Regions from separate parts of the Homo sapiens genome. Here all the other regions are linked to region 4. The links are chromatin loops, found by intact Hi-C in ENCODE. Cell type or tissue: mammary epithelial cell. All regions are shown on one strand. Each heading gives the region's core, and the rest is flanking DNA. Links, peaks and the distances in the headings are about the cores only.

Region 1 (7,666 bases), core at 1,523-6,522, 280 kb before region 4:
CAGAAATGTGGGAAGGGGCTGGGTGCGGTGTCTCACACCTGTAATCCCAGCACTTTGGGAGGCCGAGGAGGGCGGATCACCTGTGGTCCAGAGTTTGAAACCAGCCTGGCCAACATGGGGAAACCCTGTCTCTCCTAAAAATACAAAAAATAGCTGGGCATGGTGAATGCCTGTAATCCCAGCTACTCAGGGAGGCTGAGGCAGGAGAACTGCTTAAACCCAGCAGGCGGAGGTTGAAGTGAGCCAAGATTGCACCATTGCACTCCACCCTGGGTGACAGAGCGAGACTCCATCTCAAAAAAAAAAAAAAGAAAGAAATGCAGGAAGGGCCGAAGGGCTCATGTGCATCTGTCTGTCTAATGCTCCCCACTGCTGTGCTCTCCAGCACGTAGCTGCCTGCTCTGTGACAGCCCCGGAGCTTGCTGATCCGCTCCTACTGGATACCTGGAAGACTGGGCTCCCCCTCCACCGCAGTTGCGCCCATCTGCATTCTTCTCAGACACGGCCCCTACTCCTTCCGCTCCATGCTTCTTACCTCGCCAGGGCTTCCCTGCTGTTTATAACACCTCCTGATTTAGCATCTTCTGTGAATTTCATTAAATTGCTGTTTACTGTTGCCTCCAGCATTATTAATAAAGATGTTAAACAAAATCCAGGCTTGTAACCAATGCCTTGCTGCAAATGGCAGGACATCCCCTCACCACCTAGCCAGCTGCCATTTATCAGGGTTGCCTCCTTGCCTTTTATCCCAGCCAAGGAGCAGCCCCCACCTGCTTTCAGGTCAGCAGGGCTCACTTCTCCTTTAATTGTGCTTAATTCTGCAAGTAACGTTTTCTCCAGAGGCCCCATAGACACACATAAATGGGCATATTAACCAAAAAGGTGTGCTCCCTACCAGACAGAGCAGAACAGACTCAACTGAAGAGCTGTCATCAACCCGTGTGCCAGGAGGAAGAAGGAACTGAGCAGAGCGGGTGTGCACCCCATCCATCCCCAAACCCAGCCCACTGGGAGGCTCTGACAGGAAAGGACAGCAGCAATTCCACCACGTGTCAAGTGGGGTTGTGTTTTCCTTCACAATTAAAATAAAGATTTCTCACCTAGGTTGTAAATAGATTTTTAAATTTAAAAAGCTACATTTTGTAGTGACTCATGCTTTAGAAATAGGTCGTGCTTGCCAGAGAAGCAGTCGACTAATTCACAGCATTTCTCCCTTTCCTCCCTGCCTACACCCAGAGAGAACCCCGGGAGGAAAACCCAACCTCCTTCCTGGGCCTCCCACCTGGAGTAAGCTCATCAGACCCCACCTCTCCCCTTACTCCAGGCCCCACCAGGCCCAGGCACTTCCCTGAGCTGGACACAATCCACACCTGCAGAGCCACCTGCTTAGGCCATTTGCCCTGAGCTCTTGAAAGCCCCAGATGTCCCATCTCATTGTCTGGTTGGTGTTACTCCAGCCACTGTCTCCCTGGGATGCAGCTCCAGCAGTCTCCAGGCTGCTGGGCAACTCTGAAAACAACATGTAGCCTCACTGTGCTCAATGCCTACAGACAAAACGAGGGAGCACGGAAAAGACCAGGCTTTCCCGCTTTGGACTTCACAGATCAGTGACATTAAAAATCTTGAAATATCATTTTTAGGTCTATACTCAAAAAAACTCAAAGCAAGGACTCAAACAGATGTTTGTACACCTACACGCATAGTGACATTATTCCCAACAGCCAAAAGGCAGAAACACCCAAATGTCTGTGAACAGATGAATGAATACACAAAATGTGGTCTAGCCATACAATGGAATATTATTCAGCATGAAGGAGGAAGGAGATTGTGACGCATGCGGCTATGTCGATGAATCCTGAGGACCCTGTGCTAAATGAAATAAGCCAGACACAAAAGGACAAATACTGTTTGACTCTGCGGTCCCTAGAATAGTCATTCACAGAGACAGAAAGTATAACAGAGGTTACTGGGGGGGCTGAGCGTGGAGGAGTTCGTGTTTAATGGGGACACAGTTTGGAAAGGTGTTGCTCAGAAATAGTGGCAGTGGTTACAAAACAGGGGGGACGTACTTAATGCCACTGAACTGTAGACTTAAAAATGGTAAAATTTATGTAATATATGTTTTGTCACAATAATAAATCTTGGAATACTGGAGTGTCCAATTTGTCATTCTACCAAGTAAGCACAGGAGGTGAACAAACCATTTACTCTCACCTAGGGTTTGTAAATAGATTTTTCCATCTAAAAAGCTACATTTTGTAGTGACTCATGCTTTAGAAATGGGTCCTGCTTGCCAGAGGAGCAGTCGACTGATTCACAGCGTTTCTCCCTTTCCTCCCCACCTACACAGCAGGGAGTGGATAGGAAACTCAAAAGGAAGGAAAATCTTCCCCATGAGAGCTAGGAACTTTCCTCAGATAACACACTGCACAGTTCTCGCCTCCCTTGCTGTACCCAGGCCTGCTCTCCCAGCTCAGGAGTGTTTGCAGCTCTCCCAACCCATGGCATCACATAAGCAGCTTGGAATCGGCCAGGTGGGAGTGTTTACACCCTGGAAATGGACAAACACTATCACTCAGGGCATCTTCCTAGGAAGCCAACTGTTAAACGTTTGCCAGCACACCACTGGAGCCAAGAAAACTCAGTCATGGTCACCAAAATCACCCGCGCAGGACCTGGCACAAGGGAATCTCTGAATGTGATGACCTCTCAGTTTTCCTACAGCCCATAAACAGGTGTTGATGCCACGGCATATGAGACCACCAGCCTCAGGTACACAACTATGATGCCCAGGCAGACCACAGCACAGAGGGTTTGGACCCACTTCCCAGTGGCAACAGTAGAAAAAGTTGGGCAACATTTGTGGGTTTTGTTTAAGGTACTGGCTGCCACGGAAAGTTGGTGTGGGTCTACAGGTGCTGGGGCCAGCACTGCCACTCTGGGTCCATATGTCCGTGTTGATGTCGGGCCTCTGTGAACATGAACCCCACCTGCCCATGGCCAAAGACACCTCTGTCTGATGGCCTGGATCCTACAGTCCTTCTCCAGATGCCCACACTGGCCCTCTTTAAGGATCTTCTCTAGCAGGCCAGTAAGAGAGAATGAACCTGAATTTGCCTTTTCCTGGAGATGCTTAAGTATCTCATGCTTGAGACATCTGCTCAACACATGTATTTCTAGGGCAAGATTCCCTTGACCTCACTTCCTCTGACAAGGAAATTAGACACTGGCATATTCCCACAGCAACAGTACAGGATTACAGAAAAAACAGTATTCTGGTTATCTATTGTTACATAACAAACTTGCTCCAAACTTAGTGTATTAAAACAGTAAAGTCAAATGACTGCTTACAAATATGCAACTTGAACAGAGCTTGGTGGGAACAGCTCTGCTGCAGGTGGGTCGGTTGGTGCTGGTGGCTCCACTTCCAAGAAAGCTCAATCACATGGAGCTTAGCTGTAACTGTTACTGGGAGCCTTTGCCCTTCTCCACAGGGCTTCTTGGGCTTCCTCACATGATGGCTGGGCTCCTAGACAGCAAGTGTTCCAAGATACAGGAAGCATAAGCTGCCCATCCCTGAAGACCGAGCATGGGAAACTTCTGCTGTATTTGATTGGTCAAAGCAGCCATGGAGCCCAGGTTTAAGGGAAGGGATATGCCCCACCTGCAGGTGGCAGGAGTGTCTGTGGATCTGCAATTCTGCAACCATATCGAATCCATCACATGAAGATGTGAACTAAAACCTCAGCTTTGCTCTGCCAGCAGAGCCAGGTAGGTGCCACAGGGCAGTTGCATGCTGTCTCAGCAGAGCTTAAGCTCAGACTCTGAGCCCATGGGGGCAGCAGCATGTGTGTCTGAGGGCCCAGCACTGTGCCCAGCACAGGCATTCCGTAAATATTTGCAGAATTGTTGAATTTAACAAATCGCATGCTAAAGTTTCTTCTTCTTTTAAATCTCACCAGAATTTAAAAATGGGGGAGGGGGAATGCTCAACTGTGTAAGAGTAAAAGAAGGAATTCCAGATTAGAGCAAAACTAAGCCAAGATCCCTGGGAAAATGATGATACAGGGAAACTGCCATAGGCCAATTTGTTAAATTGGTCCCCAAACAATATGAGGTATAGTTTAATTTTTTTTAAAAAAGAAAATTGTGCCATTTAAACTGATCAAAATCAGTTATAAACCTGAATACAGTTGATTTTAGCAATTTACAACATAAAATAATTCAGTCTCAGGTAAGTCTTCCTATACAAATGTTTTGTTTCCATGTGAAAATAGCTTTCCAAATTCTATAGGTGGCACCTTACATCATACAGCAACTGCACCCCTGGAAACAATCTTAGGGCTCCATTGCATCTTTATTTTCCACAATTTCAATATCTTAATAGCACACAAATAACATTTTGTTCCTAAGAGAAACACTGTTTTACCATGAAATTCCATGACATGCATCTCTCCAAAGGCAGATGGTTCTGCTGCATAACATTATTACATATATAATTACCTACATCACAAATATTTTCAAAATCGAAACTGCCAAGCCTTCTTGCCTGTCACTTTTTCTTATGTTGTCTCCATAGCAACCTGCTTCCCTCCCCCAGAGACAAAGAGAACACAGAAGACATCTTTAAATTGGCATAAATTAGAGACAAATTCTTTAATCAGACACACAGCTTACTCTAATGATTACCATACACCAAAATTATCCAGAAATAATAATTGTAACTCATAAAAATGAACTGCTGTAAACAGACCTGTTTGCACAAGATGAGAGCATAGTTCTAAAATGTGGCACTGTGTCGTCATTGCACCCTCACCCCCAGTTTATCATCCTCTACAGCACACACAGCCCTATCTGCCTTCTTCTTGAGCGCACTAAGCTCCCCAGGCCCTCTCCTCCAAATGAGCATGGTCAGGTTCTGCCTCAGGCCCTGAGTGGTTCTCACCTCCTGCAAATGCAGCGCTCAGCCAAACAGAGGTGTGTTGAAGTTCATTCCAGGCAACCATAACAAGCCACACATGACACAGAGACATGCTATCCCAAACACAAGCTTATGGCCCATGACTGGGCAGAAGGGGCACTGAGAATGCTCAGTCAACTTTGACAATTAGTGCAGAAATAGCAAATGCCAGAGTTAAGTAACTAATAGTGTCTCTCTCTTGTCACCCAGGCTGGAGTGCAGTGGCACAATCATAGCTCACTGTAACCTTGAACTCCTGGGCTTAAGCAATTCTTTGACCTCAGTCTCCTGAGTAGCTGGAATTATAAGCATACACTAATATGCCCAGCTAATTTAAAAAAAATTTTTTTTTTGTAGAGACAGGGTCTTACTTATGTTTCCCAGGCTGGTCTTGAACTCCAGCCTCAAGCTATCCTCCCTCCTTGACCTCCCAAACTGCTGGGATTATAGGTGTGAGCCACCACACTCAGCCTCCTCTAATTCTTTTTTTTTTTTTTTTTTTTTTTTTGAGACGGAGTCTCACTCTGTCGCCCAGGCTGGAGTGCGGTGGCACGATGTTGGTTAACTGCATGCTCTGCCTCCCAGGTTCACGCCACTCTCCTGCCTCAGCCTCCTGAGTAGCTGGGACTACAGGTGCCCTCCACCAAGCCCGGCAAATTTTTGGTATTTTTTAGTAGAGACAGGGTTTCACCATGTTAGCCAGGATGGTCTCAATCTCCTGACCTCATGATCTGCCCACTTCAGCCTCCCAAAGTGCTGGGATTACAGGCGTGAGCCACCGTGCCCGGCCCAGCCTCCTCTAATCTCGACCATAGTTAAAAATATAGTGCTGTGTCCCCAGAATAACATTCTACACCAAGCAAAACCTCCAGGGAGAGAGGGGTGGCTTGGGTCACCCATCCATTCACGTGCAGGTCATACAATGCCCACCGCGGAGGCTGGAAAGGCATCTCAGGGTACAAGTGACAGTTCACCAGGTTAGTCTCCAACTACTACTTGGCCTTGAAACACTTTTGGAGTAAACATGGTAAATCTCAATGTTACAAAGAGCTCAGAAAAACACACATCTACTTTTTTAAGTCAACAAATAATTCATAACCCTTCAGTTGGTTTCTATGAAAAAACAGGAAGCGGAAAGGAGAAAACTCCAACTTTAGGCTCAAGAGTATTTTACACACACAGTGTGCTTCCCTGTCTCTGATCCCCCCGCTGCTTCAGGGAGGCTGCTGGGGAAGGCTGCACAGAGCGGGGCTGCCTTCCTGCCAGTGAGCAAAGTGCACTGCCCCGAAACAACACCTCTGCCCAGAGATCTAGGGCAGATACGGTGCAGACCCTGACACCAACAGACTGAGCCATGTGATTCTCACCGTGGCCTTCTCCCATCTGATGAATATACCCTCTGCACCCCTAGAATGTAGTTTCTGTGTGAGCATAAAGAGTCACATAAGTTGGGCGGGGCACAGTGGTTCACCTGTAATCCCAGCACTTTGGGAGGTGGATGCAGGTGGATCACTTGAGGTCAGGAGTTCAAGACCAGCCTGGCCAACATGGTGAAACCCTGTCTCTACTAAAAATACAAAAAACAAAAACAAAAAATTATCTAGGCATGGTGATGCATGCCTGTAGTCCCAGCTACTCAGAAGGCTGCGGCAGGAGAATCTCTTGAGCTGAGATTGAGCCACTGCACTCCAGCCTGGACGACATGGCAAGACTCAGTTTAAAAAAAAAAAAAAAAAAGTCACATAAGTTGCTCTAATTTTTTTTATCTTATTTTATTATTTATTTATTTTTAGAGACGGAGTTTCACTCTGCTGCCCAGGCTGGAGTGCAGCGGCATAAACATGGCTCATTGTAGCCTCAATCTCTTGTATTCAAGGCATCCTCCTACCTCGGCCTCCCAAGTAGCTGAGACTACAGGCATGTACTTCTATGCCCAGTTAATATTTTTAGTTTTGTAGAGACAGGGTATCACTATGTTGACCAGGCCGGTCTCAACCTCCTGGCTTCAAGTGATCCTCCTGCCTCAGCCTCCTGGAGCACAAGGATTACAGGCATGAGCCACCATGCCCACCCAGTTGCTCTACTTTAAAAGGCAGACTTCTAAAATTATTTCCCTGGAACACAAAAAAGCCTTTAGTTTAGCCCCCACTTCCACGCTACAGAAAATACAGGGAATCAAGAAACAAGTTCAATGGCACCATCAAGAAATGACCCAATAAATCTAGAATGCAGGACATTTGACAAAATAATTGGCTTGGTCTCTTCAAAGGGTCAATACCTTCAAAAGCAAAGTAAGAGACTGCTAGAACAGTTCTCCAATGGGGCATCCTGCCTGCCAGCAGGTCCCTGGCAATGTGTGGGTTGTCACACCTGGTGGTGGAGTAGGTGGCGCTGCCGGCACCTGGAGGATGGAGGCCAGGGACGCTGCTGAACACACCCATTTATGTGTACATTGTACATTGCACACAAATATATGTACAATGTTGAGAAACTAGTCTAGAATAAGGGAGATTGGAGGGGCATAACAAAAGCCACAAGTGAACCCAGTTTTAACAAAAACTACAGCAGATTTTTAAGGGACAATCAGGAAAACCTGAATGTGAACTGGTATTGATAATGATTTAAAAGATAAGATAAGGAGATTCCTGCTAACTCTCTTAGGTGAGATAACAGGATCACAGAAGAGTGCCCTTATTCTGCAGAGGT
Region 2 (7,666 bases), core at 1,190-6,189, 140 kb before region 4:
CTCCCTTTGTCCCTGGGGCCCCTCCTTCCTTTACCGCTCGGCTCTGTCATAATCTCCTCCTGTAACTCAGGCAGTCCTGGGCACAGCCTCCCATCGCCCCTGCCCCGCCATCCCCCAGTGAAGCCATCTGCTACATGCAACATGATTACTTCCCCAGGGGACTGAGTGACAATGCAGGAGGGGACAGACACAAGGGCCCTGGGTCTAGAAAGGCAGCTGGGGCCAGTTGCAAATGGAATCGGAATTGACCTGTGGGCAGCGGACACCAACTGCGTTTCTTTCAGTAGGAGGGAGCCTCACTCCTACTTGAGTTTAGAGGGCACCCCCCACAACACTGCTGAGTGTGGTGAGGGACAAGTTGGTGGGGGAACAGTTAGCGCTGTTTGCGTGGCGAGGTGTGGATGGAGAGGGCATGCCTTTATAAAAAAAGAATCCACGGCCAGCACGGTGGCTCACGCCTATAATCCCAGCACTTTGGGAGGCCGAGGTGGGCAGATCACGAGGTCAGGAGTTCAAGACCAGCCTGGCCAACATGGTGAAACCCCGTATCTACTAAAAATACAAAAATTAGCCAGGTGTGGTGGCAAACACCTGTAATTCTAGCTACTCAGTAGGCTGAGGCAGGAGAATCGCTTGAACCCAGGAGACGGAGGTTGCAGTGAGCTAAGATTTCGCCACTGCACTCCAGCCTGGGGGACAGAGCGATACTATGTCTCAGAAAAAAAAAAAAATACAGAATTAGCCGGGCATGGTGGCGCATGCCTGTAATCCCAGCTACTCGGGAGGCCGAGGCAGGAGAATTGCTTGAATCCGGGAGGCAGAGGTTACGGTGAGCCAAGATCATGCCATTGCACTCCAGCCTGGGCAACAAGAGTGAAACTCTGTCAAAAAAAATCCACAAGAGCTGGCAACAGAAGCTGAAGACTAGAGTGGAAAAAAATGATAGTATCTTAGGATGGAAAGGGCCTACATCACCTCACTTTGTTGCCTCTGCCTGCAGGAATTGCTGGGCAGCATTTGAGGCAGATGACAGGAAGCTCAAGCAGCTCGTAAGACGCGGAGGCCAGCACTCCACTGATAGGCTCTTCCCTCTTTGCACAAGGTTTCCTAACATTGAGTCCAAATTTGAATCTCTGAGACTTCCTACATGCATCCTTAACTTTTCTCTCTGGAGCTCTCAGGTGTCAGAGCATCACGATCTTTAAACAGCCACTACATCTCTCCACTGGACCGCCTCCTTTCCAGGCTGAGTGCCACCAGTGTTTGACCCTTTGCCAGCTTGCTCTCCTCCAGTTAGTCCCTGACACTTGGGGCTGCGCATGATCCAGCAGAAATGTCCTGGCTGGGCTGAACGAGGGCTGATTCCTCCATTCTACACAGGATGCTGCGGGGTTGGGAGTGACGCCCAGCAAGAACTGCAGAGTCGGCAGCCCCAAGGACCTGTCCTCCACAGAAACACGCACACAAAGATAAGCAAAAGCCGTCAGAATCAACTTTGTGGAACTCTGGGAAATAATCAAAGATTTACAGCAAGCAAGCAAAAAAAAGTGCACTAATGACTTAAATACAGCATTTGTGGAAATCTCAGTCAAACCTCTAGCTGACCATGAGCTACAGGACCAGGGACTTCAGAGAACACACATTGATGAAGAATATAGTCTTCAACTAGAGTGCCTCCTAATGTTGGCTTTGTTGGAAGCTGGGCCAACAGTATTTGCTAGTTTGCTTTGTGGTCAGCTATGCCTTTTCATTGGCTTAATGAGAAGCCAGGACTCCTGAACCTAAGTCTCAAGTTCATTTTTCAAGTCTAAGTGTTAGACATTAAATGAATCCCTATGATATTCCATTTTATTTATTTAAACCCCAAGGCTCCTGCCTGCCAAAATCTCGTGAAATTTTTATTTCATTATCCAGCTCATGCGCTATCCCTCCCAGATTTGTGCTTTCCATAATTTCTAAAGCATCTTGTCTATGTCTTTCTTAAAATTATTGATTAAAAAGTGTCAAACAGGACTGGATCAATACAGAGCCCCAGGCACATCAACAGAGGCCCCCATTTCAATAACCTTAGTTCTGTGGGTGCATTTATCCATCAAATACAACCCACAGGGATGTCTAACACACCAGAAGGTTTTACTCAGAAAAGAATATTAGTTTCATTTGGCTCCATGTATCTGTTTAAAAATCCACTTTTTAAACAGAAGAAATCTTTCACTTTTTAACGAATTTCCGTAGCACTTTCTCTGCATTTCCATTACAGCACATTTAACACCCTACTGTGTGAAGGTTCAGGTCACATCTAAAGGTAAAGACTTTGCACTGAGAGAACTGGGTGCAAATCAAAGCTCTGCCATTTACCAGTTTGTTTTTGTTTTTTTTTTTTTTTTGAGACAGAGTCTTGCTCTGTCACCCAGGCTGGAGTGGAGTGGCGTGATCTCAGCTCACTGCAAACTCCGCCTCCCGGGTTCATACCATTCTTCTGCCTCAGCCTCCCGAGTAGCTGGGACTACAGGCACCCGACACCATGCCCGGCTAATTTTTGTATTTTTAGTAGAGACGGGGTTTCACCGTGGTCTTGATCTCCTGACCTTGTGATCCGCCCACCTCGGCATCCCAAAGTGCTGGGATTACAGGCGTGAGCCACCCCGCCCGGCCTGCCATTTACCAGTTCTAAGACTCAGTCTCTTCATGTCTAAAATGGGAATAACATTAGTACATACCTTACAGAGTTATCACAGGATTAAAAAAGATACAGACAATAAACACAGTGCTTGGCACTTTAGAACTCATAGTATCTCTTCTCGTGTAAGCTCAGTGCAGCACGCCTAGAATCCAACCCACTCACATGAAACGGACATGATGGCTGGACCTGTGGCAGCCATTTTATAGCCATGAAGCAACAATCATGAGAATAAGCCCAAAAGAATTACACCTACCAATTATTGCCGAATCCCTAAACCAAAGCCACAATTTAGTATTATGGGAAGGGGAAAAAAATCTCTTTGCAGAAGACACTACGTTGTTTTTTTGTTTTTTTTTTTTCTATTACTTGCAGTTACCCCTTTTGGCCAGGCTGCCCTAACTCAAGCCACTAACTAGATAACGATTTGTCAGAAATTACATCTCCATTTAAGGAAGAAAATCAGTTGGGAATTTGTAGTGCACATGCATGGGTATCTGTATCTCTTGTATGTGCCTGTGTGTGTGTACCCAGGTGCCTGCAGGGAAGTTCGAGCTGTTTGTTCCAATGCCAGTTCTACAGCCATTGAGCAAGAAACCCCGGGACGGTTCCCTGTCGCGCCTGTGGAGCAGCAGACAGCAGGTGTTTCTGGCCGACTTGCAGCCACGCGGGGGCCTCTGCTGCATTCATCCTCCATGCGCTCGTTTCTGAAGCTGCATGCCTGCTGAAGGAAAGGCCACAGCAAAGCCAGGCGCTGCTGATGTGGACCCTACTGTGTCGAGATCTCCCAGGGCTCCTGAAGGAGAGAAAAGAAAACCCAGGCACAGGGCATTTTGTGAGGGAGGGAACAGGAAATGCTCAAAGGTTCCACCGTAATTTGAAGCAAGATCAAAAGCCCCAGGAGTGGGTGGCTCTCCAGCATCTTCCCAGCCCCCGGGGATATACAAGCATAGTTGGAAGACCTCCAGGTCTCACTCAGAGCCCAGGGACCCAACAGGCACAAGCCAGAGGGGGAGGATGTGTCTGCACAACCCTAGGGGAATGGCATGGGAGGGTCTCAGGTTGGCATGGTGGTGGGGGGCACACACTCCAGCAGGTGGACAAGGCGAGGAAGGCGCTGCCAAGAAAGGAGAAAGGGGACATCAAGGAGGTGGCTCCTGTCCTGAGGCCGTAGGCCCTGGCTCTTCTGGCACAGGGTCAGCGTGGGTGGGTGGGCTGCCTGCAGTTGGCACCAGCTCTGTCTGCACAGGTGGTCGCCCTGAGGCAGGCAGAGGCAACAGCCTGCCAGCCCCCTTCACCTCCACCCGCTCCCAGGGCCCCCAACACATCCCTCCACCCCCTCACCATCCCAGCACCCCCACCCCATCCTAGCATCCCTGGGATCAAAAGCAAATGGATTTTTCTTCCCCAGGACTCCAGAGCAGTCTTGCACTGTGCTCTGTCTCACGAGAGAGGGCACTGTCCATGAGGATTCGCTGTTCGGAAGGAGGTGTAAGGCCTGCTGTCCTGCCTTCTCCAAGCTTTGGGCCCCTCATCTGTAAATGGGAAAAATGCATCCACCTGAATAGGGGCTTTGGGGACAGGAGGGGGCATCAGGGGACTTTCCTGGGTGTGGAAATCTGTCTTGATCTGAGTGGTGATGACTCAGGTGCATGCACATGGAAAAATCCACCCGGCTATACACACAAGATCATGCACTTTACCAGGAGTGCAAGCCAGGGACTGGCTTAGAAACTAGTGGAAGAGGCCCCTCCAATGCGGTCTGGTTGAAGGGGCCCAGGGTGTGTCTCTTCCTCAGACACATCCATTCCAGCCTTACTCCCTCTGTCGCTGATGCAGGAAATTCAACTATTACAAATGACTGCCCTTGGCTTAAAGCTGTGTCTCCAACTGGTAGGAAGAGTAACATGTTTCCTTATCTCACCTGCACTTTAGACTCTCAGAGGAGGGAAGTCAGGGGTGGAGAACAAGATCTGAAAATATATTTTCCTTGCCTGATAACTTTTATCCAAAGTGAAAGGCTTTGCTTGTCCCTCTGGGAGAGGGAGAGAAACAGATTGAGAAGGGACAAGCCTGCCTGCCTGGCCCTGCCCAGCCATTCTGCCTCCCTCCCCTGCAAGCCAGGAAACCAGACTTTCGGGGCTGGAGGGTCTGTGAGGATGACAGGAGGGCTGGACATTTGGGACCCTAATGAGGGAGGGGTAGGCTCAGGGACAAGACATCCACTCTGACAGCCACACGGTCAGCTGACCCCCACTGCTGGGAATGCATGCATGGCTCCAGTCGCATCCCACACTGGATGGGCATCACCTCTGCTTGAATCAACCAAAGGGAAACAAGTCCACGGGCCCACCAGACCTTAAATGCAAGGCTTGAAAATGAGGTCAGTGCCCCACATTCTGATAATATGGATTGACTACTTTTTAATGTCCAAAATTGTACACTCTCCCATAATCTTTTGTAGAAAATTCACAACATCCAAGGCTACTATGAACTGAGGAATATTTTTCTATTATTGCACTTATTATTGCATTTATTAGCCATGACAATATCAACTAGTGTTTGAAATATAGTGAGTGTGCATGATGAATGGTTTCATTGGGTAGGCTAGTAGGAAACCTCAGTGTCTCCCTGTTCTTTCCCTGAAGTCTTCCAAGTCCAGGGGCCCTGAGGGCTTGCCATGCACACAGGCTGCTTGCAAACCCACCAAGCAAGCACACACAGACCCAAAGAGATGAGCAAGATGACTCCAAAGGAAGGAAAATCAGCAATGACAAATGATGTCAAGGAAACCATCCCTGTGCTGAATGAGCCTCTTGGCTTTTCCTTAACATATATTTTTACACTTACCTAAAATTTCCCAGAAATGTTGCTTCAAGAGGGCATTCAGCCTAAGCTTGGGAATCTGTGTGCATAGGTGTTTGTGTGCATAAGTACACACACTCTCACCAAGAATCAACTTACATTGCACAGCTCCCAGGGTTTTCCTTGGACAACAGCAAGTGACTGAGAAGGACAGCCTTCTCTGACCTACAAACTTTACATCCTATAGACCTTCTATTAACAGAGGACACTATGAAACCACTATTATTCAAGCAGAGGACAAATAGGTTTCTTCATATCTAGTTCTTCATAGAAATGGAGCAAGTTTGAAGCGCTTACTAGAAGGATGTCCTGTAACCTAAAAATATTAATACCTGCTTCCTTAGGGTGCTGGACTATGAGTAATCTCCTAATTTTTCTTTTGACTTTTTCTAAATTTTCTATAATAAGCATGTAAATTAACTATGAAGACATATATGTTATATATATGACACATATAACATTTATAAAGAAATTATAATCTCAGAGAAAATCACAAAATGTGAGAAGGTAGTTAAAGACCCAACAGGAAAACCATAATCTACAGACACATGGGAAACTGAGGCCCAGGGTGGCAAATGGATCATCCTGGAGCTGGTGTCCGGCCCTTGGCCTCTGCACACCTACTCAGTGAAGCTGCCTCGGGAGAGCCATCTTGACTCAAGAGAAGAGTTTAACTGCAGTGGTTTTCAGCACCAAAGCTAACTTTACTAGATCTTCATAATTTAGAAAATTGAGTATTATCTATTCACAAGGTTCTTAAAACGCTATAGAGAGACAAAAGCAAGGGTGGGAAGTGGAGAGAAAAGGCAAGTATGATGGTCCTGATTCTCTCCCCTCCCCAGTTTAGTAAAATGGGGGGACCTGGGTGTGGCCATGGAAGTTCTATCAACATTCAGCTCTGTTTTTTGCTTGTTCCAAAGGCACATTCATGCAACATGTAACCAGCCCAACCTGGAGCAGACAAAGGACTCCAGGAGATCGAGTCCAGGAGACACCTGTATTCGGTTACCAACAGCTCATTTCCTTATGTTGCTGCACTTTCAGTTTCTAAGTATGTGTATTATTAAATTCTCCATATTCTTTCTTTTTCTTTTTTGAGATAGAGTCTTGCTCTGTCGCCCAGGCTGGAGTGCAGTGGCGCGATCTTGGCTCACTGCAAAATTCTCCATTTTCAATCAGCTGTAACTGCAAAGTATCCTAAGTATTTACTCCACATGCCTCAAAAAGACACATTGTCAAAATGTCTAAGTCCAGGTTGGAAGTCAGGTTCTTGTGAGCTGAGGGTACTCTAGAAGTCAAGGAGCAGGTCTGGGAAGGAGAATCTGGGAGCTCAAGGGGCCCTGGCCAGTCCTAACAGCCAGGGTTAGGATACGACAACCACACTCAGGCCTGTGAGGCAGCAGAATGCTACCCACCCCATTATCCTCCTGGGCACAGTGGCTCTTGTCTGCCACATCCCCCCCACCCACCAAAACCCCTTCCCTACACTGCAGGGCATGGGGCCTGACTGCATCCCAGGATCTGCTGTGTTTAGTGCTCTAAGTGCAGCTCAGGTCAGCCTACATTCTGCAGGAGTGGTGGCTCTGTGGGCAGAGGCCCCTGTCCCGGGGCTGGCACAGTGCCACAGTGCCAGAGGAGAGGCAGTGGTGGCTGGAGTTGGCAGGAGTGCAGTTGCTCCCTGCCCTGGACAACGGCCATGTTGTGTGACCTTTTTTTTTTTTTGAGACGGAGCCTTGCTCTGTTGCCCAGGCTGGAGTGCAGTGGTGTGATCTCAGCTCAGTGCAAGCTCTGCCTCCCGGGATTCACACCATTCTCCTGCCTCAGCCTCCTGAGTAGCTGGGACTACAGGCACCCACCGCCACACCCGGCTAATTGTTTGTATTTTTAGTAGAGACGGGGTTTCACCGTGTTAGCCAGGATGGTCTTGGTCTCCTGACCTCATGATCCGCCCACTTTGGCCTCCCAAAGTGTTGGGATTACAGGCGTGAGCCACCTTGCCCAGCCCCATGCTGTGTGACCTTGACACTGATAGTTTAGGCGGATAACTAGATTGACATTCTCTAGGCCACCCCATGATGTTGTGGACTCCTGGTTCCCTGGCACAGTAGAGGGGCCTCTGTT
Region 3 (7,666 bases), core at 976-5,975, 68 kb after region 4:
ATTTTCGCATCACTAAACACAATACGGCTTTAGTAGTGATCACCATTAGATACTGCTTATTTACTTGATTTGAACAACAAGGGCACAGCGTTGGTGTTTTTTTTGTTTGTTTGTTTGTTTTTGAGACGGAGACTTACTCTGGCACCCAGGCTGGAGTACAGTGGCACAATCTTGGCTCACTGCAACCTCCACCTCCTGGGTTCAAGTGATTCTCCTGCCTCAGCGTCCTGAGTAGCTGGCATTACAGGCGCACACCACCATGCCCGGCTAATTTTTATATTTTTAGTACAGACGGGGTTTCACCGTGTTGGCCAGGCTGGCCTTGAACTCCTGATCTCCAGTGATCTGCCCGCCTCGGCCTCCCAAAGTGCTGGGATTACAGGCATGAGCCACTGCACCTGGCTGAATTTGAGAGTAACCTGGACAATGGTAAACAAATGTGACTGACTGTTGACTATCTCCTCTAATAGACTTTATTCAAATTTGCATTTGCAGTACCACAATTTATTTCACCCAAGCAGGTCAACTATTTCATAAAATTATATTTTGTTTTCCTTTGACAACGAGAAAGATGCCATCTCTGTCATATTCAGAAAGATTTCTTTCTAATGAATACACATTTGCATCTGGTATGATTTTTGTTTTTCTCATTAAAAGAAAAATCCCTGTGAAACAAGTTGGGAATCTAGGCACTTAAGTAATACTGGATCCCTCAGTTCACTAACTTTTCACTTTTCATTCTACTCCTTACATTAGTAAACTGAAATACACAACTCCAAGATTACTAATCTAGGTAGCTAGTCATCAACTGTAAGTCCAATATTTTAACAGTTACAAATAGCTAAAAACGTTGATAAAATACATCAGACAATATAGGACATTTTGGGACAGGAGAAGAAAATAAACCTGGAAAACCTAGTTACAGTGCTTTGGTAGAACAAGCCTTAGGTCTAGAGTCAGAGATGTGGCTTTAAGTCTCAGTTCTACTTGTGTTTAGCTGGGGAATCCCTGGAGAAGTTACCTAATTTTTTAGTGATGTTATTAATGACTCAATTAAATAGCATCAAAAATATTTTTAAGCATTTAAAAATGCAATAGTCCGGGCGCAGTGGCTCACGCCTGTAATCCCAGTGCTTTGGGAGGCCGAGGCTGCCAGGTCAGGAGATACAGACCATCCTGGCCAACATGGTGAAACCCCGTCTCTACCAAAAATATAAAAATTAGCTGGGCGTGGTGGCGTGTGCCTGTAATCCCAGCTACTCGGGAGGCTGAGGCAGGAGAATTGCTTGAACCAGGGAGTCAGAGGTTGCAGTGAGCTGAGATCGTGCCACTGCACTCCAGCTTGACGACAAAGCGAGACTCCATCTCAAAAAAAAAAAAAAAAAAAAAAAAAAAAAAAGCAATAGTATCTGATATGTGGAGTTATACATGCAGACAAGATAAAGACAGAAAAATCATCCTGCTTTCTTTACACATATAGAACTTAAAAACTTACTAGATTCCACCGTCATCTGGAGCAAACTATCAATAACATTAGACAGGAGTCCTTTACTGGATATTCTTAGATGACTTAATATTACTGGAACAGCCTGATACTCCAAAAACAAGGTTTTTCCTTCTTCTGTCTTCAAGTCCAAACAAAGAGAATCAAATGCCTGAGCCAGGTAATCAGCTGGAAAATAGTTATGTACAATCAACTGCAGTTTTGCTAGTCTAGGTGTCAATCAGAAACAGAAGGTAAAAAAGCAATGTCGTTACTTTAACAAACTCAAAAGACAAACAAAAATTAAATAAGAGATCACAGTCTAAATTTAGATTCTAACTGATTTGTCAGAACTCAAATGGGTAAGGAGAGAGGAGACATTATGATGTGGTAAATTTCATTTAGAATTTTCATGTTTTAACACCAAAATAACAAGCCACATTTTTTAATACTAAGGAAGAAAAACAATGCCTATTAGTATCACGAATGTTTATTTTTCCATATTTGATAACTACTACATGCTTCCAAAAACTTAGTATTTCTATCTCTATAATAGCTTTCTAAGATTATGTTTTGTTGCTGCTTCCTAAATGTTTACCTACTTCAAAATGTAATTTATACAAACGTGCTAAATGGATTTTAAATAAGGATTTGTTTCCTAGTAAAGCTGAAACAAGATAATTTCAGAAGATTGAATATGCTCTGGTGTGTCAGTTTTCATGATACATCTGCCATTAAGAATGGCAGCAAGATTTTACCCAGGCCAGTGCTGTGACAACTCCTGAATCAGAAACCCTGAAACTTTCTTAAAGAAGTCCCACAGATGACTGAGAAACCTGCAAGGCCAGGATTGGGAAGCACTAATTTAAGCAGAATCATTGCAAATGAAGTAGTAAGATACTTGCATCATTACACTTCAGTACACTACACAACCCAAGTCCCTACTCTTACAGCAGTCTTACCTTGTGCTTTTAATGTACAATAATCAAGTTTTCTAAAACTCTCCTTTCAAAATGCTATTCAGAGGGAAAAAAAACCGTTCATGCTATCCAAGTAATAATTTTTATACTGAGATTTCTGTTTAAAGGAGAAGACTCAAGAGCACCATGAAATACTGAAAGTACAACAGAATCACCGTATTAAAATTTACTCTTTTGTAGCTTCATGTTGCATTTCTTCTTTGCTGTTTCAGCTTACATAATAAGTAATTTAAAACCCTGGTTATTAAGAATGAGAAGTTTAGAATAACTTGTGTGAAGTGAAAATACATATGAAACTATTTTGAGAAAGTAAGATCTGTGCCTCTGGATCAATTATAGTACACTCCATTTTTACCATTGGTAGAATTTAGTTCAAGGAACACCAACATTACTGTACTTAATTTTGTGGTTTAAAAAAACATTGTAAATAAATGTGTATTAAGTTAAACAAAGTTGCTAGATTCTGTGATTCTGTTCAGACTTGCCTTATTTAGAAACATCCTTTTTTTTTTTTTAGCAACACCACAGGTAGAAGAGTATACACAGATGAAGCCTGAACGCAACTCTTTATAGGAACAAAAGTTTTATCACAGTGCCACCTACTGTATTTGACACACATTATTCTTAGTATATAATTTGACAAGATTAAACAGGTTGAATACTATACAGTTTTTAAAAATAGGCTGACTACTATATGGTATTCTTTTAAGTTTGCAAACTTTAAAAAATTGTCCTTGAGGATTAGAAAAACTGTATTTGGTTTCTTTTTCACAAGTGACCTTATCTTTTAGGGATAAATCAAAATTATGTCCTCATTTTGTCTTCATTTTAATTTATTGAATATTTCAGATTTTCTAAATACAAGAGCAATTTAACTTCTAAAAGAGTATTTTTAAAATTTTAGTTATCAATTATATCAAAGTTGGTTTCTTTTTATAAATGCTATATTATTCAGTCTTTTAACAATGTCCTGGCAATCAAATGTAACCTTTTTATTCCCTAACAAAAGTCAAACTTCAAACTACTGATCTTAATCAGTATGAAATATGGTTTTCCATTATTTTGTTTATATGATAAATTTAAAAATGATTAGAAAGTCTTTTGCAGAAACTGCCATCAAAAGGTGAACTCTACTGCCCACCCTTTGAATCTGGGCTAAACTTGTAACTTAACCAATAAAATGTAGCAGAAATGATGCTGTGTGAATTAGAAGCCTGAGGCTCAGCTATATACTCTTCACCTATAAACAGGCCCCTGGAGAGAGGCCAAGAAAGAACAGCAGAACCAAGCCCAGCCGAGCCCAGCCAAATATCCAGATGAGCTGAGCCCAAATTACCAACCCAAAGAATTGTGAGCTGGTAAATAAAATGGTGGTTGAGCTAAGCCACTAAGTCTCTGGAAGTTTATTAAGCAGGAATAAACAACTAATGTAGTCTAACAGACCTCAATTCTGATCTCAGGTAAAACCAACTCTTAAAGTTTTATAATAAGTAATAATGTCTACTGATAACAATAGTAGCTAAAGACTTTATGCCAGACTTGCTAAAACTTTACATCAATTCTCTCATTAAAAAATAATTGTAGTGGAAATAGTAAAACAAACAAACAAAAAAGACCTTCCAAATACCACACAGCTAGTAGTGAAGCTAAGATTCAAACCTTAGTTGTCTGACTATAGAGTTGAAGTAACTACTACATTATACTGGCTTCCTACCAAATCAAACCTTCCTATTAACTGAGAACAGCAACAATTCCCTACATTTCTCTAGACCTAAAGTATAAGCTCACAATTTAAAAATACATAAATCTGCTTTGAGAGCCAAGTGCCAAGTAGGACAGGACAAATGTCCTAGTCCTAATGTACACATTTTCTACATATGTATATATTATATATATTTATTATATATATAATATAAATTTATTATATTATATATAAAATATATATAATATAAATTTATTATATATTATATATAATATAAATTTATTATATATTATATATAATATAAATTTATTATATATTATATATTATATATATTTTATTATATATATTTATTGTATATTATATATAAATTATATATAATATATATACTATATAATATATAATATATATACTATATAATATATTATATAGTATATATATTATATATATAGTATATATATATTGCATATAGAAGACAGTTGGCTGGGGATGGCTGGTGCCTGTAACTCCACTGCTTTGAGGGGCCAAGAGGGGAAGACAGCTTCAGCCCAGGAGTTTGAGACCAGCTTGGGCAACATGGCAAGAGCTCATCTCTACAAAAAATAAAAAATTAGATGGTCATCGTAGTGCATGCCTGTAGTCCCAGCTACTTGGAAGCCTGAGGCAAGAGGACTGCTTGAGCCCAGGAGTTCAAGGTTGTGGTAAGTTATGCTTGCACCACTGCATTCCAGCCTGAGTGATAGCGTGAGATCCCATCTCTCAAAAAAAAAAAAAAGAAAGCTATCAGTAAACCAAATAATTCTATCAGATAAAGTTCCTACAACTTCTTTTAACAATTTCTAGATTAAATTGGTACACATATATTGAAGGTTTTATTAATTAAAATACACATAGATTTCTGTATCTCCATACTTATTGTTAATGACATATAATATTGTACTATGCTCATGATATGGTTAAGGGCCCAATATTTCTAGAAAAATCTGGGTCAATTATATTAGACTGACCCTCAGTTTGCTCTTCTGTAAAAATGACACCATGACCTACCTCATAGTTATTGCAGGGAATAAATCTGAAACAATCAAGTACAATGACTAAAACAATGCCAGCAAAGTCCAAGAACTCGGTTGATGTTCATTTTCTTCACTATTCCGATTGTGGGTCTATCAGCTATTTATCTTTTCTCATTATTACAAACAGCATATTAACACCTTGGAACATTTTTACTTTTGCAATTATTTCTTAAGGTAGATCTCACGAAAGGTTATGATGTATTTTGGTGATGTTTGTGAGCAGAATGCATTTCAAAAATATTAACTTTGATACAAACAAAATTGTGCCTATATCCTCTCAGTGACACATTATATTTGCTCATTTTACTTCTGTAATGGTTGGGTTTTTTTATTTTATTTTAGTTCAGGGGTACCTGTGCAGGTTTGTTACACAGGTACACTTGTGTCATAGGAGTTTGTTGTACAGATTATTTCATCACCCAGGTATTAAGACTAGTACCCATTAGTTATTTTTCCTGATCCTGTCCCTCCTCCCACCCTCTGATAGGCCCCAGTGTGTGTTGTTCCCCTTATGTATCCATGTGTTCTCATCATTTAGCTCCCACTTATAAATGAGAACATGTGTTATTTGATTTTCTGTTCCTGCATTAGTCTGTTAAGGATAACGGCCTCCAAGTCCATCCATGTCCCTGCAAAGGACATAATCTCATTCTTTTTAATGGCTGCATAGTATTCCATAGTGTATATGTACCACATTTTCTTTATCCAGGTTATCTTCGATGGGCATTTGGGTTGATTCCGTGACTTTGCTATTGTGAACAGTGCTGCAATGAACACAACACATGCATGTGTCCTTATAATAGAACAATTTCTATTAGTTTGGGTATATACCCAGTAATGGGATTGTTGGGTTGAATGGCATTTGTCTTTAGGTCTTTGAGGAAATGCCACACTGTCTTCCACAATGGCTGAACTAATTTACACTCCCACAAACAGTGTACAAGTGTTCCTTTCTTTCCATAAAGAAGAGTTGTATCTTACAGTTAAATTTTATTTCAGAGATTGAGCATCACATACTGATTGTGTGCAGCTAAACTTTTTTATGCCTCAATTTCCTCATTTGTAAAATTACAATAATAATATTGACATCTCATGAACTGTTGTGAGGATTAAATGAGTTAATATATATAAAGTGCTCGGCCTATAACATAGTAAGTGCTATGTAGGTGTTTATTTCTTTGGTTATCTCAGGAAGTACATGCTCTTAGGTAGTCATAAAATAGGCTTAAGAAGGTAGGCTTCAGCAATTGATAGAGGCTAAATTAGGCTCTGTCAAATGCAGATTGTATCGTTTTGGCACAATTATCTACCTTTGTAAACCTCATCACTAATATGAGGATAATAGTATTCAGAGATAAGGTATAAAGAGCTTAGTATCTGTGGTGTTATGATATATATATATAGGTTTTCGTCTCATTAGTCTTTGTTATGATGTTGGGTGTGTTAGGCCTCAGGGGAAGGTCTCTGACCTTCTCCTGCCCTCCTTTCACTTGGCCCAAGCCAGGACTCTAATCTTTCCTGGACTTTCTGATTGTGGGTCTTAACATCCTCCCCAGAGAGAGTCCAGCCCTATATCCTGGTGGACAGAATTGTGATGTCAGGAAGCCTCCATAAAAACCCAAGAGAAAGGCCGGGCGCGGTGGCTCACGCCTGTAATATCAGCACTTTTGGGAGGCTGAGGTGGGCGGATCACCTGAATTCAGGAGTTCAACACCAGCCTGGCCAATGTGGTGAAACCCCATCTCTACTAAAAGTACAAAAATTAGCTGGGCATGGTGGCAGGCACCTGTAAGCCCAGCTACTCGGGAGGCTGAGGCAGGAGAATTGCTTGAACCTGGGAGGCAGAGGTTGCAGCAAGCCAAGATCACGCCATTGCACTCCAGCCTGGGCAACAAGAGCAAAACTCCATCTCAAAAACAAACAAACAAACAACAAAAAACAAAACACCCCAGAGAAATGGGTTCAGAGAGCTTCCAGACGGCTGGACATATGGAGATTTCTGGAGCGTGGTGCTCCAGGGAGGGGACAGAAGTTCCATGCCCCTTCCCCTATACCTTGCTCTGTCTCTCTCTTCATCTACATCATTTGCAATATCCTTTATAATAAACTGGTTAAGTGTTTCGCTGAGTTCTATGAGCTACTCCAGCAAATTAAACCCAAAGAGGGGGTTGTAGGAACCCCAATTTGAAGCCAGTTGGTCAGAAGTTCCAGAGGGCCGGACTTGCAACTGGTGTGGCACGAGGCAGCCTTGGAGACTTGAGTGCCCAACTTGTGGGATCTGACACTATCTCCAGGTGGATCGTGTCAGAAGTGAATTGGAGCAGCTTGTGTCTGCTGCTTGGTATGTGGGGAAAAACCTCCACACATTTTGTCACAGAAGTCTTCTTCTGTGTGGATGATTATTGTCATGTGGGAGTAGAGAAAAAACACA
Region 4 (7,666 bases), core at 920-5,919:
GAGAGGTTACGCTTCCTCACCTCTCCAGGCCTCACCCCGGAGGAGCTCCACCACCCCGCGATTCTGGATGGCGGGGGCAGGGGGCAGGACACAGCGACTCTGCACTGGTTCTGCACACCAACACGGTTGGAGGAAAATGAACATCTGGGAATCTGCGGCGTCCCTTACAGGCATGAGAGTCCTGAAGAAAGGAACTCTCTGGGAAAATGTACACCTATTGACTGAGAGAAAGTCAGTCCTTAAACAACAGATCCCAGGGGACCCATTTAAACTGACTCTTGTCCTGGGCTATACACCTGAATCAACCTATGTAGAACAGGGGTTGGGGGGCTAGGGAGAAAGTCAAATATGGATCAAAAAGTAGCAAATTAGACCTTTCCAGAAAGACGAAGGGACCGGACACTCTGTAGCTGGGCCAGAGATCCCTAAATGAACACCTGATTTCGGGTTGGTGACAAGCCCAGGCAGAAAAAGACAGCCACATGTTCTTTGTTGCTGTGCAGCCCAGGATGAGAGACCCAGGTGTAAGCCAGGCGGTGAGGAGTTTAGCCTAGTCCTACAGAGAGAACCTAACATTTAGAAATGTTGCATGCAGCAATACGTGCTAGAAAACGGTGGCTTCTCCTTGTCAGGAGGCACTGAACACTCACTGGGTGAGGAAGGACAGTTTCATAACAGCCTCTTGGAGCCAATGTTTTTTTAAAAGTTTATCACCGGTCAGGCTCGGTGGTTCACGCCTGTAATCCCAATACTTTGGGATGCCAAGGCAGGTGGATCACTTGAGGTCAGAAGTTTGAGACCAGCCTGGCCAACAGGTGAAACCCCATCTCTATTAAAATATAAAAATTAGCCAGGCGTCGTGGTGCATGCCTGTAATCCCAGCTACTTGGGAGGCTGAGGCAGGAGAATTGTTTGCACCTGGGAGGCGGAAGTTGCGGTGAGCCAAGATTGCTTCTCTGTACTCCAGCATGGGCAACAGAAGGAGACTGTTTCAGGGGGAAAAAAAAAAGTGTATCACCTTTCAATATTCCTTAACTGAGTGACTTGATAGGTTGCATAGCTTGACCCATACACATGACCCCCACAGATGAGGGTGGCCAGCCTGTGACAGAAGGTGCCTCGTGCCCAGGACAAGTCAAAGACACAGTCGTGGGACAGAGCCACCACCCTCCCCATGCTCAAAATGTAGTGGCCCCATTGGGCACCCATCATAAAGCCGGGTGTTGTGCATCCGCCGTGTAGCCTTGGAGCTTTACCCATGACAGAGACCAAGCCCGGCACCTGGGGTGTGAACTAGGATGGGCAGAGAGGCCTTTTGGGGCCTCTGTCCACCTCAGCATCAAAGTTCCACGGAGAAGAACTTGGTGTCATTCATTCATTCAGCCAATGTTTACAGACAATCATCCTTCCTTAGTACCTAGCACAAGGTCCAAGGAATAGAGACGTGAACAAGGCTTGCCCTGGAGGGCCTCCCAGCCCAGGAGCGGGACCAATAGACGTGAACAAGGCTTGCCCTGGAGGGCCTCCCAGCCCAGGAGCGGGACCAATCCCCCTAGGTGGGAGAGAGAATGCGTGGAGGTAGAGTGAGAAAAGGTGGAGGAGGCAAGGGCGAGGAAGTGAGGCACAGAGGAGGTGAGATGGGGAGCAGGTGGCCACCTAGGAGCCTGAGATGTTTCTCAGAAGTGTCAGCGTGGGCCAGGGACGTTAGAAAGCTGCAGGTTGACCTGGTCTGGCCCACATGCCCGTGAACTCACAAGGCCACGTGGCAGACACCTGCCTTGGCCTGCCTCATAGAAAGAAGTGGCTTCTGGAGGGCAGAAGGTAGATTTGCGAGAGGCTTAGCTGTAAAACTGGCTGTCGTGGCTTCTCTGGGAGGTGTTTTGAGATTGGTTAATTAATGTTTACAAGATACACAGGGATCTGAGGATAAAGGGCTTTGAGGGAGGGCAGGCAATTATGGTCCTAACATTACTGGTAACAGTCCAGGCTCAGGAAGGCAGGAGCCCACAGACCCCCGTGCCAGGCTGCTGCTTAGCACTACCGTCAGCAGGGGCCTCCATGGGGCCTGGCTAATAAAAAAGAGATTAGAAAGCAGCCATGGAAATATTCCTTCTCATCCCAGTTCTTGAATCGCAATAGGGAAAGTGTTGGCACCGCTCACGTTATTTAATCGACTACTCACAGTGTGACAAATGGCTCCATGCTCTCCGCTGAGCATTTGTTTATGGAAAATGGGCCCAGGCTAGGATAGGAGCTAGAGCCTGCAGAGGGAAGGCGCCCGAGCTGGGAGCCCCAAGGAGAGGGTGGTGCCAGCAGGGGCTGTGCCTGGGAGCGGGACGGCTGCAGGGAGCACAGCCACAGGGCAGACCCCTGAGAGCAGGACCTGAGCAGTCATATAGCCACGGGGCTGGCACTGTGACATCGGGGAGCTGAAAGACATAATGGAACATCACTGGGAGCTGAAGGACTTCAAACAGAGCTACTGTGAATGATTTGTCCCTTGCACTGTGTGTGCAGCCCCAGCGTAAAGGCTTGCACTTCCAAGGGTGTCTTCTGTCAAGTGCTTTCTGAGAAGGAGGCACTTACAACCTGGTTGTGTTGCCAGCTATCATGAGGGCCACCTGCATTGACCTCTCTGGACAGCACAACCGTCTGTCTCCTGCAGCTGCACTCTGGTGGCATTCAGCAGCAGTAAAGATGGCTTGGGAGTTCCAAGGGTCCCAGAGGCACACTGATGCCTATAATCCCACTAGGCTGCAGGCTCTGGGGAGGGTGCTCACAGAGGGCATGTTCCTCCTCCAGGAAGGTCTGGCCTTGGTTGGTGTGACCCCTGGGGGGCTAAGCAGGCCCTACATGTGGGGGCACAGGGATATTTCTGGTGGATGATGTGATGGCACACACACTAAACACAGCCACCAGAGAGAGGAACCAGAAAGGGGCTGAGATCAAAAGAAAGGCCCACGTTGGCAGCTCAATATTGTTAAAAGAATGCTCCATTTCAAGACAGGCTGAAACCCCAAGGAAACTGAGTGGACAGAGCAGGTGACTGAGTGGGCGTGGCCTCATGCCCGACTTGATTGTGGGCCTGCAGACTGGCCACCGTGCTCTCTGCACCAGTCCCTGCCTGTGTGCTGTCCAGCTCACCTGTCTCTGTTTTGTCTTGTCTCTCCCCCGTAGCTACTACATGCTGGAGAACAGACCGAGGAACATCTATGGCATGGTCTGCTACTCCTGCCTCCTGGCACCCCCCAACACCAAGGAATGTGAGTGTCTTTGTCCTTCCACCAGCACGGTATTTGTTCAGCACGGATCCCTTTCACTACAGAGGGTGTAGGAAAGAGCCGGTCCTGGCACCTGGACAAGGTGAATCACAGTAACAGCACTAGTGAAAGTGCTCCTGTGGCCTGTCCAGGCAGGTCTATGAAGGGAGGGATGTTTGCCACATCTGAGCCTTGAGTCAGAGGCTGAGGTTCTAGTGCAGGTTGGCCACCAGCTACCTGACAAGTCACTTAACCTCCATGAGCCTCGGTTTTCTCATCGGTAATATGGGGGTACTAACATCTGACCTTCCCATCTCTCACGGTCATTGTGAAAACAAAGGAGATCACAGAGGCAAAGTACTACTATTTTGCAAAGTACTACAAAGTGCTAGGTGACAGTGAGGCCAAGGAAAATATAAATGTGATCACAATTAATGAAACAGATTCCACAAAGCACATGTAAACAGTCTCAGGAGTTTATAATCCTGCCTTGGGGTGTTTCTTTCCTGTTATCCTTTCTGGCTTTCATGGGCATCTGTTTATGACGAAGGGCCAGGTACCTCTGCCTCAGAGGAATGTGCTGTGTAGACTCTTAGATGTGTGGTCTGGGGAGAGACGGAGGCAGGTAGGACAAGCAGCTGGGAGGAAGCTGGGTGTCTGGTGCCGGGCTGCAGGAGCACTTGCCACCCTCTGGCTCCTTCAAGGGTGGAGGAGGAGCTGACCCTGGGACCCTGCCTCTCTTTGCTCTCCATAAGGCGCCACTACCCCCATGTCTCATAATAATGTTGTCCAGGAGAAGAAGGAGAGCCTGCGTCTTATCACGCTGGAAAGAAGGGGAGGAGCAGGAATGGGGCGCAGCATCTCCTCTCTCCTTTTGGTCAAGCCAGGAGGAGGGTTCTGTGCTGTGGGCTGTGCTGCAGGAGGAGCAATGCATGAGCCCTGCACCAATGTGTTTGCTCGTCTTCAAAGCCATTTTCCTGGCCAGCCATATGCTAATTAATTCACAAATTAGAGGAGGCCGCAGCTCGGCTGCCAGCCTGACTCATGGTGAAGCCAGCTGCCATGGCCCGCATGTCCTCTGTGGGGATCTAGGCTGATTCAAGGCCAGATCATTCTGGGTTGAAGAACCAGTCTGGAAAGATGTCAGACACTCCCCACCTATTCACAAAAGCATCTTTGCCTGTGGAACCTGGGAGAGGAGCAGTCCTCCTCAGGGGCTTTTCTGTTCAAGAGTTCTCACATGGCACAGCCTTCAATGTTCAATGTCTGGCAGCCAGAGCAGACTTGAGTCACGGCAGGGGCGCCTCTCTAAGTCCAGCAATGAGGTCTATCACATGTGGAAAGCAAGCAAAGTCCCCTGAGTCCTCAAGATTTTAAAGATGAGCGCACCCCACTCCCACCCCCAGCCCTTGCCTGCTTTACTGAAAGCCGGCTCCGAGGAAAGCCTCGGGGTAGGGCCTTAGAATCCGGCCCTGAAGGAGGTCAGCAGAGAAATAGACAGTCCTGCTGTGTTCCCATTAGAGGCCCCTTGGGCAAGGCCCCAGACCTCGGCTTGCCCATCTGGGAAATGGGGAGATGCGGCCAGATAGGCCTTGGGGTGGATGGAGCCCTCTGGGTTAGGGCCTCGGTGTGAATGCCAAACAGAGTGATGCCCTCCACCCCTGGGCCTGCCCTGGTCTCAATCCAGAGATCTCTTTACTCAGAGCACCTGCCCAGCAGTCAGCAAAAACGTCGGAGCTAGAAAGCCCCATGGAGTCACTAAGACCCACACACACAGGACTGCCATCAGCAGCCCCACTCTGGGCAGCAAACATTTCATCAGGAGCCCGAAGTTGCCAACTGGCTGCCCAGGTCCAGCAGGCCCTGTCTTTGTCAAACCCACAGTTGTGGTCAAGAGCACCTCTTCCTCCCCTCTGTTTTCTTGATTTACCTGGGCCCTCGCCAAACAAAGTGCACATCCTTGGTACTCTGCAGCAACAAATGGTGGATTACGCAAACCACCGTCAGACTTGCCAAGGGCCCCTGGCTGAGGATGACACCCACCTAGGAGAGCTACAGCAGACAATGGGTCGCAGCTGCAGGGGAGACACCAGCCAGGAGTGAGCCCAGGTCAGTGTCAGGGTCTCCCCAGCCTAGGAGTGCCCACAGCTCTGCCCCACACCTCCCAGGCTCTAACCCTATGCCTAGGCACCTGTGCAATGCAATTACCTCCTATCCTTAAAGAGACGGCAGCTTCTCTGCACCTCTGTGAAGCAGAGGGTTTCAGGGGGGTGATTCGCAGGGGAGCACCCTGGGGGTTTCTTATGACTCGAATTGCTTGGCCCACCCCCGATTCATCAGGTCTGGGTGAGCCAGAGAATGTACATTTTTAACAAGTTTGGGAACCACTACGGTAGGTTATGAGCCTGCTCTGGAACTTCACTGCCTGAGTTAGACGAGTTATCTCACCTCCCAGAGCCTCATGTCCTCTCCTGCCCCGGGCAGCTCCCAGTGGTGCCCACTGCCCAGGCTCCTGTGTGGCTCAGGCGCAATTTTGCCCACCAAATCCTCCCAGAAGCACATCATGAGTGCCCCAGGGCGTTAATTAATGTGGTGCAGCCCCTCAAATAACCCTGAGGAGAAATGAAAAAGCAACATATATTTTCCTTTAAAATGGAATAAAATCATTCCAGTTTCTGGGGTTGCCAAGTAATGAGAGGGAAACCAAAGAGGACAGGCGTCAGATTGCAGATCAGTCCTGGCTGTGGGTTGGTTGTCACCTTGGATTGGAACATACTCGCCCCCAGCTCTGAGCCTGTACTCAGTGACTGCAATACTGTGGAGCCCTGTAGCCCGGTGAAAAGAGATGAAAAGGCCTTCGGTTATTTTTCAGTTAACTTAAAGAGCAAGATGTACTTGGGGTGACCAGAGCTTTCTGGTTTTCTGTTTTCCCTGCACCATCCTGCATAAAGGGATCTGTGATTTAATGACAGTGGGGGCAGGGAGGTCAACCCGTTGCCCTGCCGTAACAGAGAGGAAGATAGGGTCCAGCATCAGGCTTGGATTTCATTACAAGTTATCACCCCTGGGAAAGTGTCCTCATCTGCAAAATGGGGACATGATTGTTGGGAGGAAAGATGTGATGACGTGGGCGATGCATGTGGAGTGCTTACTCCAGTGCCAGGCGCCAGGCACTGACCAGAGATGAAGCATCCCAGCCCAGCAGGCGGCATGGCTCCACGGCACGTGAGCTGGCCTGCACTTCCCTCACTGACTGGCGGTGTGGACAGCACACAGAAGGGGAAAGAGATTCAGATGAGGACTCAGGTGTCTCTGTGACTGGCCATGTGGACATGGTGCCACTTGCTCAGCTGCAGAAGGCAGAGGCAAGAGGGTGCTTGGTGGGGAGGTAGAGGGAGGATGAAGGCTGTGTGTGTGGAATTTGAGGGGACTGTGGGACATCCAGACCAAGATAGCTAACCCAGAGATGGCCTGAAGCTCCAGGCGGAGAGATCCAGGGCTGGGAAGTCAGCTACGCACTCAGGGTGCCGGGAGCCACTGGGCAGAAGGGCTCCCCATGAGGCAGCTTCGTAGTGCGGGGAGAGGGCAGGTGCCCCACGGAGCCTCGCTGACCTACACTGCCGGCTCTGGCCCGGCTACAGTTCAAACCCGAGAAGGCACCCCAGAGCCTGGGACACTGGGCAGCAGAAATCCTTCCCTAGAAAAGCAGTCAGGGCCAGGCGCAGTGGCTCACACCTGAAATCTCAGCACTCTGGGAGGCCTAAGCAGGCAGATCATCTAAGGTTGGGAGTTCAAGATCAGCCTGGCCAACATGGAGAAAACCCGTCTCTACTAAAAATACAAAATTAGCTGGGCGTGGTGGTGCCTGCCTGTAATCCCAGCTACTCGGGAGGCTGAGGCAGGAGAATCACTGGAACCTGGGAGATGGAGGTTGCGGTGAACTGAGATTGCGCCATTGCACTCCAGCCTGGGCAACAAGAGCGAAACTCCGCCTCTAAATAAATAAATAAATAAAAAGCGGTCAGAGGGTTAATGAAAGAACGCAATAGCCTGGCAGCTGTTTTCTTATCATCAGTGACGAAGTCCCCTCAGGCAAATCCAGAGCAGGCTGGCCTTTTGGAGAAATCTCTGCTACTCTGCGTACTCCCGTGGTTTCCGTCTCTTGTGCCCGGATGCTCTTCCGTGACACTAAACAGCAAGCACTGCCCCTCAGGTGTGAAGCGGGCCTCCCAGCCTCCCAGACACCGGCGCTCAGTTGCTCCTGGCTCAGAGCCTCTCAGACCTGACTGCACACACATCTCCAGGGACCCGCTGAGCAATGGATTCTGACACAGCGGGTCCCAGTGGGCCCGAGACTCAGCATTTCTAGCAGGTTCCCAGGGGACCCCACTTTGAGCAGCTAGAGA

What was found. Peaks named below come from ENCODE experiments on the same cell type or tissue, not always from the same donor. Only the 100,000 strongest peaks of a DNase experiment are listed, where the experiment ranks them.
Region 1: a loop joins it to region 4, with 4 times the contacts of the local background. A loop is called at or near these places in 3 of 110 quality-filtered maps.
Region 2: a loop joins it to region 4, with 5 times the contacts of the local background. A loop is called at or near these places in 3 of 110 quality-filtered maps.
Region 3: a loop joins it to region 4, with 4 times the contacts of the local background. A loop is called at or near these places in 9 of 110 quality-filtered maps.

What each region holds. Positions count from the first base shown.
Region 1 is chr2:109,204,293-109,211,958 of GRCh38, reverse strand. The region is part of intron 1 of SH3RF3 (SH3 domain containing ring finger 3); the gene reads right to left. It also overlaps a transcript of RANBP2 not described here. Among named protein-coding and RNA genes, the nearest start is that of MIR4265, 67 kb to the right of the region's middle. In mammary epithelial cell, for the core only: a CTCF peak has its summit at 3,662 (motif pointing right); a DNase peak (open chromatin) is centred at 2,308.
Region 2 is chr2:109,059,177-109,066,842 of GRCh38, reverse strand. It overlaps a transcript of RANBP2 not described here. Among named protein-coding and RNA genes, the nearest start is that of SH3RF3, 66 kb to the left of the region's middle. In mammary epithelial cell, for the core only: a CTCF peak has its summit at 4,121; no DNase peak of the experiment used is centred there; H3K27me3 peaks cover 301 bases.
Region 3 is chr2:108,850,800-108,858,465 of GRCh38, reverse strand. CCDC138 (coiled-coil domain containing 138) reads right to left here. Exons shown (of 15, transcript NM_144978.3): 13 at 1,496-1,672. It also overlaps a transcript of RANBP2 not described here. Among named protein-coding and RNA genes, the nearest start is that of CCDC138, 68 kb to the right of the region's middle. In mammary epithelial cell, for the core only: a CTCF peak has its summit at 3,034 (motif pointing left); no DNase peak of the experiment used is centred there.
Region 4 is chr2:108,918,965-108,926,630 of GRCh38, reverse strand. It overlaps EDAR (ectodysplasin A receptor), which reads left to right. Exons shown (of 12, transcript NM_022336.4): 5 at 3,178-3,263. It also overlaps a transcript of RANBP2 not described here. Among named protein-coding and RNA genes, the nearest start is that of EDAR, 66 kb to the left of the region's middle. In mammary epithelial cell, for the core only: no CTCF peak of the experiment used is centred there; DNase peaks (open chromatin) are centred at 3,400 and 4,370; H3K27me3 peaks cover 233 bases.